Linked DNA regions of Homo sapiens: all the other regions are linked to region 3. Evidence: chromatin contacts called from ENCODE Hi-C or POLR2A ChIA-PET data. All regions are on one chromosome and are shown on one strand. Each heading gives the region's core, a stretch centred on a gene start or an enhancer-like site at or near the end of the contact. The rest is flanking DNA. Distances are from core to core; before and after follow the strand shown.

Region 1 (3,972 bases), core at 154-2,653, 1.2 Mb before region 3:
GCGCGGTGGCTCACGCCTGTAATCCCAGCACTTTGGGAGCCCGAGGGGAGCGGATCACGAGGTCAGGAGATTGAGACCATCCTGGCTAACAAGGTGAAACCCCGTCTCTACTAAAAATACAAAAATTAGCCGGGTGTGGTGGCAGGCACCTGTAGTCCCTGCTACTCGGGAAGCTGAGGTAGGAGAATGGTGTGAACCCGGGAGGCGGAGGTTGCAGTGAGCGGAGATCGCACCACTGCACTGCAGCCTGGGCGACAGAGCAAGACTCCATCTCAAACAAGCAAACAAAAAAATGGCTTCACATACTGAGGTGTATAATTGTGCTAAGTACTTTAATGCGAATTAACTCATATATTTCTAAAGCAAACTCAACTAGAAGATGGGTTCTGTTAGTCCCAATTTATAAATGAGAAAGCTGAGATTTAGGTTGTGTGACTTACCTGAAATCAAAGAACACCGACTAATGCCAGAGCTGAGATTCAGTAGCAAGTTTTAGAGCCTGTAAAGCTTCCAATCGGCACCCCCGGAAGCTCATCCCAGCTGTCACATTCTGTGGATCTGGGGACCTTAAAGAATCATCAAAAGATTGCCTGGGGAAACGAAAAGGTTGAAAACTGATGGGGGAAACCATATTTCAGGGAAATAGGGACGAGGCATTAGCAGAGCTTCAGAGAGGAGAAACATACCATCGTCTGTGGCTCAGAGAATTCAGAACCTAACTACATCAGAATACCGTGATGCTGAAATGCAGTGTGTCTTTCTGGGACACACACCGATAAATCAATGCTGAGATCTCAATTTGTGTTGACGTAGTGATGGTCATTCAGCAAATGAGCCTTCACATAGCAGGCAGTGCCACCCGGAAAGGCACTTCAAGGTTGCTGTATGACAACTAGTCTCACCTTCTCAACCTTTTCATTTTATACCAGTGTCAGCCACAGCTGGAGGACTTGTGAATTTCACTTTAACTATAATATTTAGTGAGGACACACACACACACACTCACACACTGGCACCCACAAAGTCTTCACTTTGAAACAAGGGTGGGTTTGGTTTCCTTCACTTATACAACTGATGCCTACCAGGGATATTTTTGTTTAGACGGCTCATTGGCCACAAACCGTTTCATTATGTGTTGCCCAGTTACCTTGGCTTCCTGCACATTCTTTTGAGCAGATAGTTCATCTCCTTATCTCAAAGAATTGTTTCCCCAAGTGTAGCCCTGGAGCCAATAGCTTTGATACCATCGAGGCAAGAAGGCATTAAACCACCTTTTTTGTAATTGTCTTAGTCTTACTTTTTCATGTCTGTTTCATGAAAAGTTGATGTGGTTAGATTTAAGCTGGGCCTCGCTGAGGGTATCATCTGTGCCTGGGGTTACCCACATCATCACGTGGCTTACCTTCCTTTGCAGTATGGTGATCTTATCTTCTTTGCTGCTTCTTGCCATAGAGCAACCAGCTCCTTCTAGCTCCTATGTGTGTGTGCATGCATACAAGTGTGCATTCGACATGCGTGGAGGCTTGCTCGTGGCAGCAGCTTGTAAAATGACACTTTACCATTCAGAATGAAAACTGGCTGGTTGGGGGCCTTTGCTATACTCTTAGGGGCAAACGACAACAACAACAACAACAACTCCTTCATTGGCTTTTCCATTTGGGAACTTGGAGCAAAGTTTTCCTTAAGTAGATGCATTTCTGTGTAGTTTAAAGTAGTAATTCTTTTGTTCCCTCTGTGTCCCAGTAACTGAGCTGACAACCCAGGGTACAAAGATGAATATGACTGAGTCACTGTCCTTGAGAGAGCCTCAGGACAGCCATAGGAGAAAACATGTTAACAAATAGCTAGAATTCAACTCAGGAAGGGCAGAGAGGTGCCAGGAACAGAGTTCTCTGGGAAGACAAGTGAGGGGACTAGGAGAGAAGAGCCAGAGGAGGCTATGAAAAGGAGCAGGCATTTAAACTCCATCCTCAAAGTCAAGTGCAGGTTTGCCAGTTAAAGAGGGGAAGATATTCCTGGTGGAGAGAATAACCAAAAAAAAAGTAAATGAAGATGTGAAAGTGTGGGCTATGTTTCCTGTGCCCTGAGCAGAGTAGGTATATTAGGGTGAGGCTGTAGAAAGATGGGCCAGCCCAGCTGAGGAAGGACTTAGTGCATTATCCTGAGATGTTTAGCATTCAGGGTATGCTTTAAGATTCAATCCAACAAGTGCACCAGAGACCCAGGAAAAGCAAAAAGAGACATTCACGGACCTTGCCAAAATGGAGAACTTTGCCTTCCCCAGCAAGACAGGGCTGTGCCAGCCGTTCTGTCCCTGGTTCTGACTCAGCCTTTGGCTTTCTTTTCATCAGTCATTTAACCCTCCGAGAACCTGGCTTGCCACGGTCAGAGTGTGAATCTTGAAAGCGTCCTTGACCCCTCCTGACAACTGTAAAGTCATGGGAAGAATTGCTCTTGTAACTCATCTTGCCCTTGGGCAGCTAGTGGACATTTGACCATGACACGTGTAACAAGAACAGTTGGTTTGTGTGGCTGCAGCAGCCACATCACAGGGAGAGGGAAAGAGCTCTCCGCCTGGGAGAAAAGGCCTTGGGAACTGTGTGGGCTCTACCACTCTGATACTGAATGACCTTGGACAAGTTATTTCTCTCCAGGCTCCGATGTCCTCACCTGTAAAATGAGGTACCTGGACTTTATGGCTACTAAGAGGCCTTTTCTCCCTTCTACCGTGTCTGATTCTGCCTTGACTCTTTAATTTTTAGGAAGTTAGAGTGCAGGAGACTGACCAGGGAGCGTCTCTGCTTAACATGGGGACTCTGAGATTTGTGCATGTTTGTGCTTTGAGCAAGGAAAAAACAAATCACCAAGTGGCCCAGCGAGGTTGTTCCTTCTTCCATTTCCTTGCAGCAGAACAGCAGGGGGAGGGAGAGCGGCAGAACCCAGCTTCTTGGCTGAGTAGATCTTGGGTTTGGACATTTGGAGAATTACCTTAGGAATGGAGTTTCACGAGGGGTGTGGTGGGTGAACGAGAAGGGTGGACAGAGAAAGAGGCTGCTGCAGGATGCAGAGAAAGAGCCCACGTTTCAAATGAATACAGCCAGCCCCAGCTCTTCCACCACCCACTCTCACTCAGCAGATGTGGCGGGCTGGCACTCACTGCCCATCTACTTGAAGCTTCCTGGGCTGCGTGTCTTCTTTATCCACCCGATCTTCTACTTTGAAGGCTGAGAACTTTCAGCTCATATGGATTGAGGACTTCTTAGAGCTCCTCTGCCCCAGGCACCAGTTTGGGTTTGGGAGGGGGTGACCATGACAGCCCAGGACCTGTGTGGAGGGTCGGGGGAGGGGTGTGACAGCAGCACAGGGCATCCGTTCAGGTAGAAGGGGCAGTGAAGGGGTCAAGAGCATGGGTTTTGACATCATAAGATCTGCAGTCCAATGCTCACCACTGACCACTGACCCACTGTCAGCCTTCTGAAGCTGCTTCATCTCTACAGGCCTGAAAATGGAAAGTGCAAGTAATGAAACTTCATGTAGGACTCTTGTGAGAACTAACTCAGGAAGCAATGCTTAACGCTGTATCTGATGTGTACTAAGTGGCCCATAAATCATAAATGGTAGCTTTGAAAATATCTATTATGATTAATGCTTTGAACAGTAAGTTAGGGTCAAGATGTAGAAGTTTCTGTTTGCTGAGACTAGGTATTTGGACTTTATCCTGCAGCCCATGGGCAGCCAAGGAAGATATTCCTGCAGGGATGATATTAAATAAATTGCTGTTTGGGGAAATCTTCACCTGTCATCAGTTTGGGGAGAAAGGAGGAATGTTGGCAAGGAGGCTCTGTCAGTATCCAAGCAAAGTGGACGACGGCCCTGGGGTGGTAGAGAAGGGAAGGGGGTGGAAAACACAAATTCGTGAACTTTAGAAAGGAAGATGGCTGAGGAGCAAGGGATGGGTCAGCTTGGCAACCA
Region 2 (3,725 bases), core at 785-3,284, 1.2 Mb before region 3:
TGATGGCTTGAGGGCTTTCATTTGCCTTTCTTTGGAGTAGCCAATACAGTGGTTCTCAAAGTGTGGCTCCCAGACAGGCAACATCAGCATCACCTGGAAATTTGTTAGAAATGCAAATTCTTGAGCCAGTGTGATGACTCATTGACTCATACCTGTAATCCCAGCAACTCAGGAGGCTGAAGCAAGAGGACTGCTTGAGGCCAGTAGTTCAAGACCAGACCAGCCTGGGTCACATAGTGAGACCTCATATCAGAAAAAAACAAACAAACAAACAACAACAACAACAACAACAACAACAACAAACTCTTGGGCCTTATCCCAGAGCTACTAAGTCAAATACTCTGGAGTTATGGCCCAGCAATCTGTGTTTTTGTTTTTTTTTCTTTTTACAAGCCCTCCAGAGGACTCTGACCCTTGCTAAAGTTTGAGAATACTGGTCTAGTCTCTTGAAGGAAAGTGGAAAAGAGAACTTTAGCAATGTCTTCCTTTCTGCTCCCCCATTTGGCCTCCACTGGGCCAGCATAGGGCAGGTGCCAAGCTTTGGGAAAGGTCTCCCTGCATGAGGCAGGCAGCAGTCTCCTTGTTAGCTAGTCACACGGAAGCAGGAGACTTGTTAATGTAGATCAGGACTGCCTGTTGAGCACAGCAAAACCAAACCTCAAATCTCCTCCTGGCTTACTGCCAAGAGGGCACTGTGACCCACCCCTATTGATGCATATGGTGTGGAGCTGGAGCTGGGGCTATGCTAAGTAGGTGTTTCTTTACCGAACGACTGTCAGCTGCAAGACTCCAATGCGCTTCTCATCACTTTGAGAAATGAGGGAGCCCAGCCTCTCTGGGCCCTTCAAAAGCAGATGTTGCATCTGGTTTGTGGGAGTCTGTGTGCACACACCCAAAGACATTTCATGGCCAACAGAATGGATCGCACCAGTGCCTCTGCTTTTTCCCATATGAAAAGCTTGTGTCTGGGCTGGTTTTTATTACTGATGTGCAGCCACCTCTGGTATGAAATACCACAGCTGTAGATAATTTTAGAACATCCATCTAGATTTTCTAAATTCATTCATTTGTTCATTAGTACAGATGTGTATACCCTGGCATGATGGGAAATTGAAAGGGGAATAAGACATCCTCCCCCACCCCTCTTCCTTTAGGAGTATGCCATCCAGGAGGAGAGAGAAGTCATCCACACAAATGCCTGCGATTCAGAATAATGCGTTCTATGTCAATAGGAAGGTACCAACAAACTGTGATGTGAGAGATCAAGGGGGCTTCACAAGAGAAGAGCTGCGGAAGCTGCTTGGAGGAGGAGGTCGCATTTGATCTGAGCCTGGAAGCGTAGGCAAAATTTCCAGAGGCAAGGAGAGGGCATCTCAAGAAAAGGGCACTGCAAGGGCACAGGGAATGGGAAATGCACAGTACATTTAGGGAGAGTGAGTGGTCCAATTTGCTGAGAACGTAGGCTACAGGGAGAATAATAGAGGAAGCTGAGGCTTAAAAGATAGATTGGGATTTGAATACCAGGCTAAGAAGTCTGGACATGATTCCATAGGCAGTGGGAGCCAGTGGAGAATTTGGGTTGGAAGATTAGTATGATCATCATGGCACTAGAGGACAATTGGGCTGATGATGAAATTGGGATGGGTAATACTTGAGGCCCACAGTAGGAGACTTGCTCAGGGTCACAGCCCTGGGAAGCAGCAGAATCAATACTAGAACTAAGCATTCTGTGTCTGCAAGTTCATGACTGTGGGGGGCAACCTGGAAACTCCTGGGTAAGGAAGAGGAGTAAGTTTTTAAGTGAAAGGTTGTCTGACGTAGGAAGCCATCAACACTCTTCAGGGATTGAGGGGGCAAGAGAGAGCCAGGCCACTGAGAGAATTCAGCTGCTTTTCTGTTCCACACTCCTTGGTTCCTTATCAGAAAGAGCATTCATCCCTTTGCAGACAAACACCAGAGGTCCTCAGTGTCACATGCCAGCCAAGCTCAGAGCATCTCAACAATGCCAGGGAGTCTTGGCATGGGGCTGGGCCATGGGCTTGGTTCTGACTCAGAGAAGTCGGAACCACCTACTGAGTCATTTGCAGGAGCTGTGGTTTCCTGGGAGGTTTCCCAACCAGTTACCCACCCCGCCAAATCGCTGGTAGCTTGCAAGATCTGAAGGAGCCGCAATTCACAGTGCCAGGGCTTCAGGCAAACTCAAGCTGCATATCTCGAGCTGTTGCACAGAAATTATTTCCTTGCACTACATGGAGAAACTTGGCCCTTGGTAGTAACACGTAAACAAATGAAACTTTTTAACATACCTGTTACTTATTTGATCTTAGGGAGATCTCAGTTTCCTTACCTATGAATGAGCTACTATGAGTAAGCAGCTGTGATATCTGAAGGAATTAATGGTTTTTAATGGTTTCTCTTTAGGACGGTCCAGAATGACCCAGCCCTAATCGTGGCTGAGTTTACAAGACACTGCCTTGGAATCTGGTCCAAGGCAGCTGCTCATGGCATCTCCATTTCTTCTTTGAGAAGCTTTACTGCTTCTCAAGCAACCCCACCTTCTCAGGTCCCTCAGATTTTCCCCTCATTAGTAATCTTGGACATTTCAAATACCATGAATTCTTTCTACTCCAAAGGATTGGTTTTCAAGGTGAATTCAAAGACATTGATACTGCTTGTTATTCCAAATAGAAGTTGCCCATCTCCCTCCAGTATAGGATCTTCATTTAAAAAAAAAAACTCTTGATTCAATATTTTTCTAGATATTGCTTTGAGAATTCAGGATTAGAATTGGTACCATAATCAATTCTAGACCCTAATTTCTGGCATTTCATTATGTTTAGCTGCAGTGCCAAGTTGAGGCAATGGCTTAACATGGCTCCCTGACATGGTGTTAATATTGAAGGAATCAATATTTAGCTGGAGAAATGAATATTTAGCTGGAGAACTCAGCCAACTGTTTTGAGTCTGAGCTATCAGCCTCATAAGGCAGAAGAGCTTAGGGAGAAGGCTGAGGTTTTTGCCAGACCATGTCCCATCTCTTCCTGCCCTTACATTTGCTTATGAGGTCCTCACAGTGGCTGGTGGCCTATAAGGGGGCCCTTCTGTAGAACTCTGTGTGTGCCAGAAGAGGCAGCTTTGGCCCTGTGCAAGACACTCTGGAGCATTAAGTCTTGGCATCAGCCATGCAACTCTTGATACCAGTGCCTGTTTTCTAGAGGCAAAATAAGGACACTTCATGAGAAGAAAGGAGTAATCAAATGTCGGAGACTTGAAAGACTGCAGGAGTCTGGGAGATTGGCAGGGCTTAGCTCTGGAAGCTGAAGCCAGGCCTCTTCTCTCTTCAGCTATTCCTCCTGCAGCTATGAGTTGGGATTCTGCTTCCCCATGGAGCCAGAGGAGTGAGTAAGGAAGAGTGCTTGGGCAGGGAGGGGCTGTTCGTGGGTGGCAGGGCATCCAGTGGAGGCCTGTAGGCTGCCCTTCACTTCTGGGACAGGGGCTTTGTGCCTCTGGGCAGTGAACAGCCTACCTCCCAATGTGCCTCCGTGCCTCCTACTCCTGTAAGCCTGCCTGGCCCCACTTATGGACCTGGAGCCTATCTGCTGCTCTAGGCAGACTCACCTTCTCTTTCCCAGGTGGAATTTTCTCACAGACAGGGAGTTCTTCCCCAGACCCTGGACCAGTCACTCTTCCATGTGGTCTTCCCCCTCTTCCCCCTGCCATTTAAA
Region 3 (3,597 bases), core at 1,098-3,597:
AAGGCTATACATAAATATGTTAATAATAATTATCTTTTTGGCTTACTTGTAGTTTGTAATGTTTCAACAATAAGTATGGATAATTAACAAGATAGGGATAAAAAGATAAGTAATAGGATGGCTTACTCGAAACCAAAGCAAACACTGATCAAGCTTATTAAATAATAAAGTTACTAAAATGAAGAAGGAACTGAAGATCTTAAAAAAAAGAAATCACATAACTATATATGATTTCCAGTGATTTTCTGCCACCCTGTGGGGAATTCTGCACATTGCAGAACTGAAGAAGCAAAGTATGAAACTACAAAAACTTCTGTAAATCAAGATGAAATTTCTTGGCCCAAGTAGTTGTTTAGCTAAAGCTCTGTTGATCAGTTTTGTTTTCTCTACTAGCTATTTAGTGAAATTGCTAGACTAGGATAAAAAGAATACCTAATACTTAAATGTGATTACAATATGACAACCAAGGTCCTAATACATATATATGAATTCATCTCACAAAAACCCTATAAGGTAGGTACTATTTTCTTCCCATTTTATCAAAGAGACGGACTTTAATCTACCAATGGTGGGTAAATGTTGCCAAAGCAATGTGAAATCCAGGCAGAATGCTGCATTTTTAGTCAATGATTTAAAATTTTGAGCTTTTCTGTTCCCCTCAGGCCTGATCGTACCCCAATGGAATCACCCAAATACTTGATGCTGAGCCTTTCTATGGATTTATCAGATGAAACTTTGGAAAGGGACTTTTTTTTTTTTTTAAGACAGGGTTTCGCTGTCACCCAGGCTGGAGTGGAGTGGCGCGATCTTGGCTCACTACAACCGCCGCCTGCCAGGCTCCAGAGAGTCTCCCACCTCAGCCTCCCAAGTGGCTGGGACCACAGGTGCATGCCACCAAGCCCACCTAATTTTCTTCTTTTCTTTCTTTCTTCCTTTCTTTCTCTTTGCTTCTTTTTCTTTCTTTCTTTCTCTGTCTCTTTTTTTTTTTTTTTTTTTAAGAGATGGGGTCTCGCCATGTTGCCCTGAGGTCTGGCGATCTACCGACTCGGCCTCTCAAAGTGCTGGGATTACAGTCATGAGCCAGCACGCCCAACTGAGAGAGACTATGATGTTCTCCAAACAAATCTCATTTGGTTGAAACTCTACAGCTGAGTATGGTCTAATTTGAGTAGTTTACCTTGAGTACTCTAACCATGGTCTATAGACCTGGGCTCTTCTGAGAACTGTTTGCAAATGGTTCACAGAGAGAGAGTAGAAAACTCTATGTCAATTTTGCAGGTAATTTTATGGCTGTTAACTCTAACGATAAAAAGTTTTGACTTGGACTTTGTATGTCTTTTCATTTTTCTGTTTTATTAACTTGTCAAAAACTAATTGAAAATTGAAAAAAATAAACCGACCGTTCCCCCAGTGAAGAGAAGCACTGCTGTAAAGCTTTTCACACTCAAATATTACCAAACTCTAAGGTCGCTTCTGAGGCCTAACTCCCCAAAATGATGCCTCGGATATTTTTCCTCGCCTTATTTCTTTTTTTTCTTTTTCTTTTTTTTTTTTTTTCCTTTTTCCTTTTATTTGAGACGGAGTTTTTGCTCTGTTGCCCAAGCTGGAGTGCAATGGCACGATCTCGGCTCACTGCAAACTCCAACTCCGCCTCCGCCTCCGCCCTCGCCTCCTGAGTAGTTGGGATTACAGACGCGCGCCACCACGCCCAGCTAATTTTTGTTTGTTTAGTAGAGACGAGGTGTCACCATGTTGGCCAGGCTGGTCTCGAGCTCTTGACCTCCGGTAATCCACCCGCCTCGCCCTCCCAAAGTGCTGGGATTACAAGCGTAAACCACCGCGCCCGACCTCCTCCCCTTATTTCATCCATTTTATAATTCACATTATTGATCGCTGATAATTGCACCTATTGTAATGATACTGATAATTGCACCTGTTGTAATAATATTGATATTGATAATTGCACCTATTGTATTACAATATTATTATTGATATCGATAATTTCACCTACTGTAATGATCAATAAAGGCAGGCAGAAAGAAAACAAAAGTAACTGAAACTACCAGGCAGCGTCCCTGCGAACAGCAAAGAGGGAAGAAACGCCTTGAGGCGTAGTAACGCCACCAATAAGGAGTCGACGCGACGGGTCCGCCCACAGGCAAGGAAGGCCGACCCCGCGAGTGCAGGCGCGAGCGCTAGCCCGTGACGTCTGAGGGGGTTGGGGGGATGCTGTGTGGGTTTCAAGAAGACGCCACGCCTCCGCCGCCGCCACGCCCCCGCCGCCTCCACCGCCGGCTGCCGCGCCCGGAGGAGGTCGGGATGTTATCACTTCCGCCGGGGCTTCTCACTGTGTCCGGGTCAGCTGCTGCCGCCGACGCCGTACCGCTGCGGCCGGGGGATTGGGCCGGGGTCTCCACCGCCGACCGAGGGGAGCGGGCTCCGCTCGGCCCTGCTTTTTGCGACCTGGCCGTCAGCCCCACGTCGCCGGCCTGGAGGGGCGAAGAGGACGAGGGGGCCAAGGCTTCCTCCGGGGTGAGTGCGGCCTGGGAGAACTCGGCACGGTGGCTCCGGAGCTGGACTGGGAACCGGCCTAGGGGCGAAAGTCTGTCGGGCGCGTGCCCACGACGTCCGGGGAGAGGAAACCCAGAGAGTTACCCTTGGTAGGGGGAGCCATAGAACCTGCTCGGGAGGTGCTTCCTGGATCCCCGCCCTGCTTAGGTCCCCGCCCTTGGCTTGGGTCCTGTTTGTATTTGGCAGTTTGGCCCCCCACCCCGTCGCTTTTCCGTTTCTGGTAGTTGTGCTCGGGATGGAACCTTGCCCCTCCTCCGCTCCCCCACCCTTTTACCCTGGTGTGGGTGAAGTGGCTGGGCTACGATGGTTCAGTATTTATGACCAGCGTCCGTCCTGGTACAGAACAAAGAAACTTGGACTTCTGGTATGCCTCGTAACCGCGGGGAATAGACACGGAAGCAGCATAAGTAATCAGGGCTTTAATAGATCTTCCCTAGTACGCTAAACCAAATACAGAGTGTGTACGTCAAAAGCCGAGTCCCCGCGTGAATCTAGACACAACCCTTTCTGTTTAAATACCTGGCAAAATGGTTTGGATTTCTGGATGCATTTCATGCCGCTGGAGAGTTACTTGTCTGTGTCTTGTGAGCTCTTTGACGAAACAGCTTTTCCGGTGTTGCATCAAGATAGTTACGGTGCCTCCTATTTATTTAATTGAATAAACTATGTGATTGCATTTTAGTGTTGCTTTTTTCATTCTCACCTTCTCTTGATTAGGATCTCTATTTCACCTAATACCTGATTTCGTATTTTCAATTAAATGTAGTTTTTCTAACATTTTATAGGAATCTCTGCAATTGTAGAAACAAATTCTGTAATTTGTAAATGGATGTTTCCTCAAAGTTACAACTGACCTTACCCAATTAAGTTACCCCTGCAGACTAGTTTCTTGATCATTTTGCACATATTCTTAGTTCTTTTTGGTTTACATTTTCTCTAAACTCTATTCCTAGTCTTCATATTCTCTAGTGCAGCCTAATACTGCTGGGCTTAGACCGGAAGTATGACAGATCCACTTCTGCAAAC

The links. Hi-C counts contacts between places; a loop is a spot of excess contacts on that map. ChIA-PET counts read pairs that join two places held with the same protein, here RNA polymerase II (POLR2A). Pooled maps may share reads with other maps.
Region 1: a map of CD8-positive, alpha-beta T cell shows a loop between it and region 3 (3-fold over the local background). The contact joins the enhancer-like site here to the promoter of BNIP2 in region 3. A Hi-C loop is called at or near these places in 2 of 168 maps with a recorded cell type or tissue (CD8-positive, alpha-beta T cell and naive thymus-derived CD4-positive, alpha-beta T cell) and 4 of 50 pooled maps. POLR2A ChIA-PET finds 5 or more read pairs at or near these places in 2 of 52 experiments (T-cell and activated CD4-positive, alpha-beta memory T cell).
Region 2: a map of PC-9 shows a loop between it and region 3 (34-fold over the local background). The contact joins the enhancer-like site here to the promoter of BNIP2 in region 3. A Hi-C loop is called at or near these places in 2 of 168 maps with a recorded cell type or tissue (CD4-positive, alpha-beta memory T cell and PC-9) and 6 of 50 pooled maps.

Annotation. Positions count from the first base shown.
Region 1 is chr15:60,842,067-60,846,038 of GRCh38, reverse strand. The region is part of intron 1 of RORA (RAR related orphan receptor A); the gene reads left to right. Among named protein-coding and RNA genes, the nearest start is that of RORA-AS4, 80 kb to the right of the region's middle. Within about 2 kb of position 1,403, at least 3 of the 41 ENCODE cell types and tissues checked have a DNase peak (open chromatin) inside an H3K27ac peak, as active enhancers do; they include CD8-positive, alpha-beta T cell, where a contact is called at or near this core.
Region 2 is chr15:60,931,045-60,934,769 of GRCh38, reverse strand. The region is part of intron 1 of RORA (RAR related orphan receptor A); the gene reads left to right. Among named protein-coding and RNA genes, the nearest start is that of RORA-AS4, 170 kb to the right of the region's middle. RefSeq lists an enhancer at 1,626-2,825. Within about 2 kb of position 2,034, at least 3 of the 41 ENCODE cell types and tissues checked have a DNase peak (open chromatin) inside an H3K27ac peak, as active enhancers do; they include PC-9, where a contact is called at or near this core.
Region 3 is chr15:59,688,070-59,691,666 of GRCh38, reverse strand. BNIP2 (BCL2 interacting protein 2) reads left to right here and starts at 2,347. Exons shown (of 10, transcript NM_004330.4): 1 at 2,347-2,532. RefSeq lists a silencer at 2,070-2,579 and an enhancer at 1,993-2,641.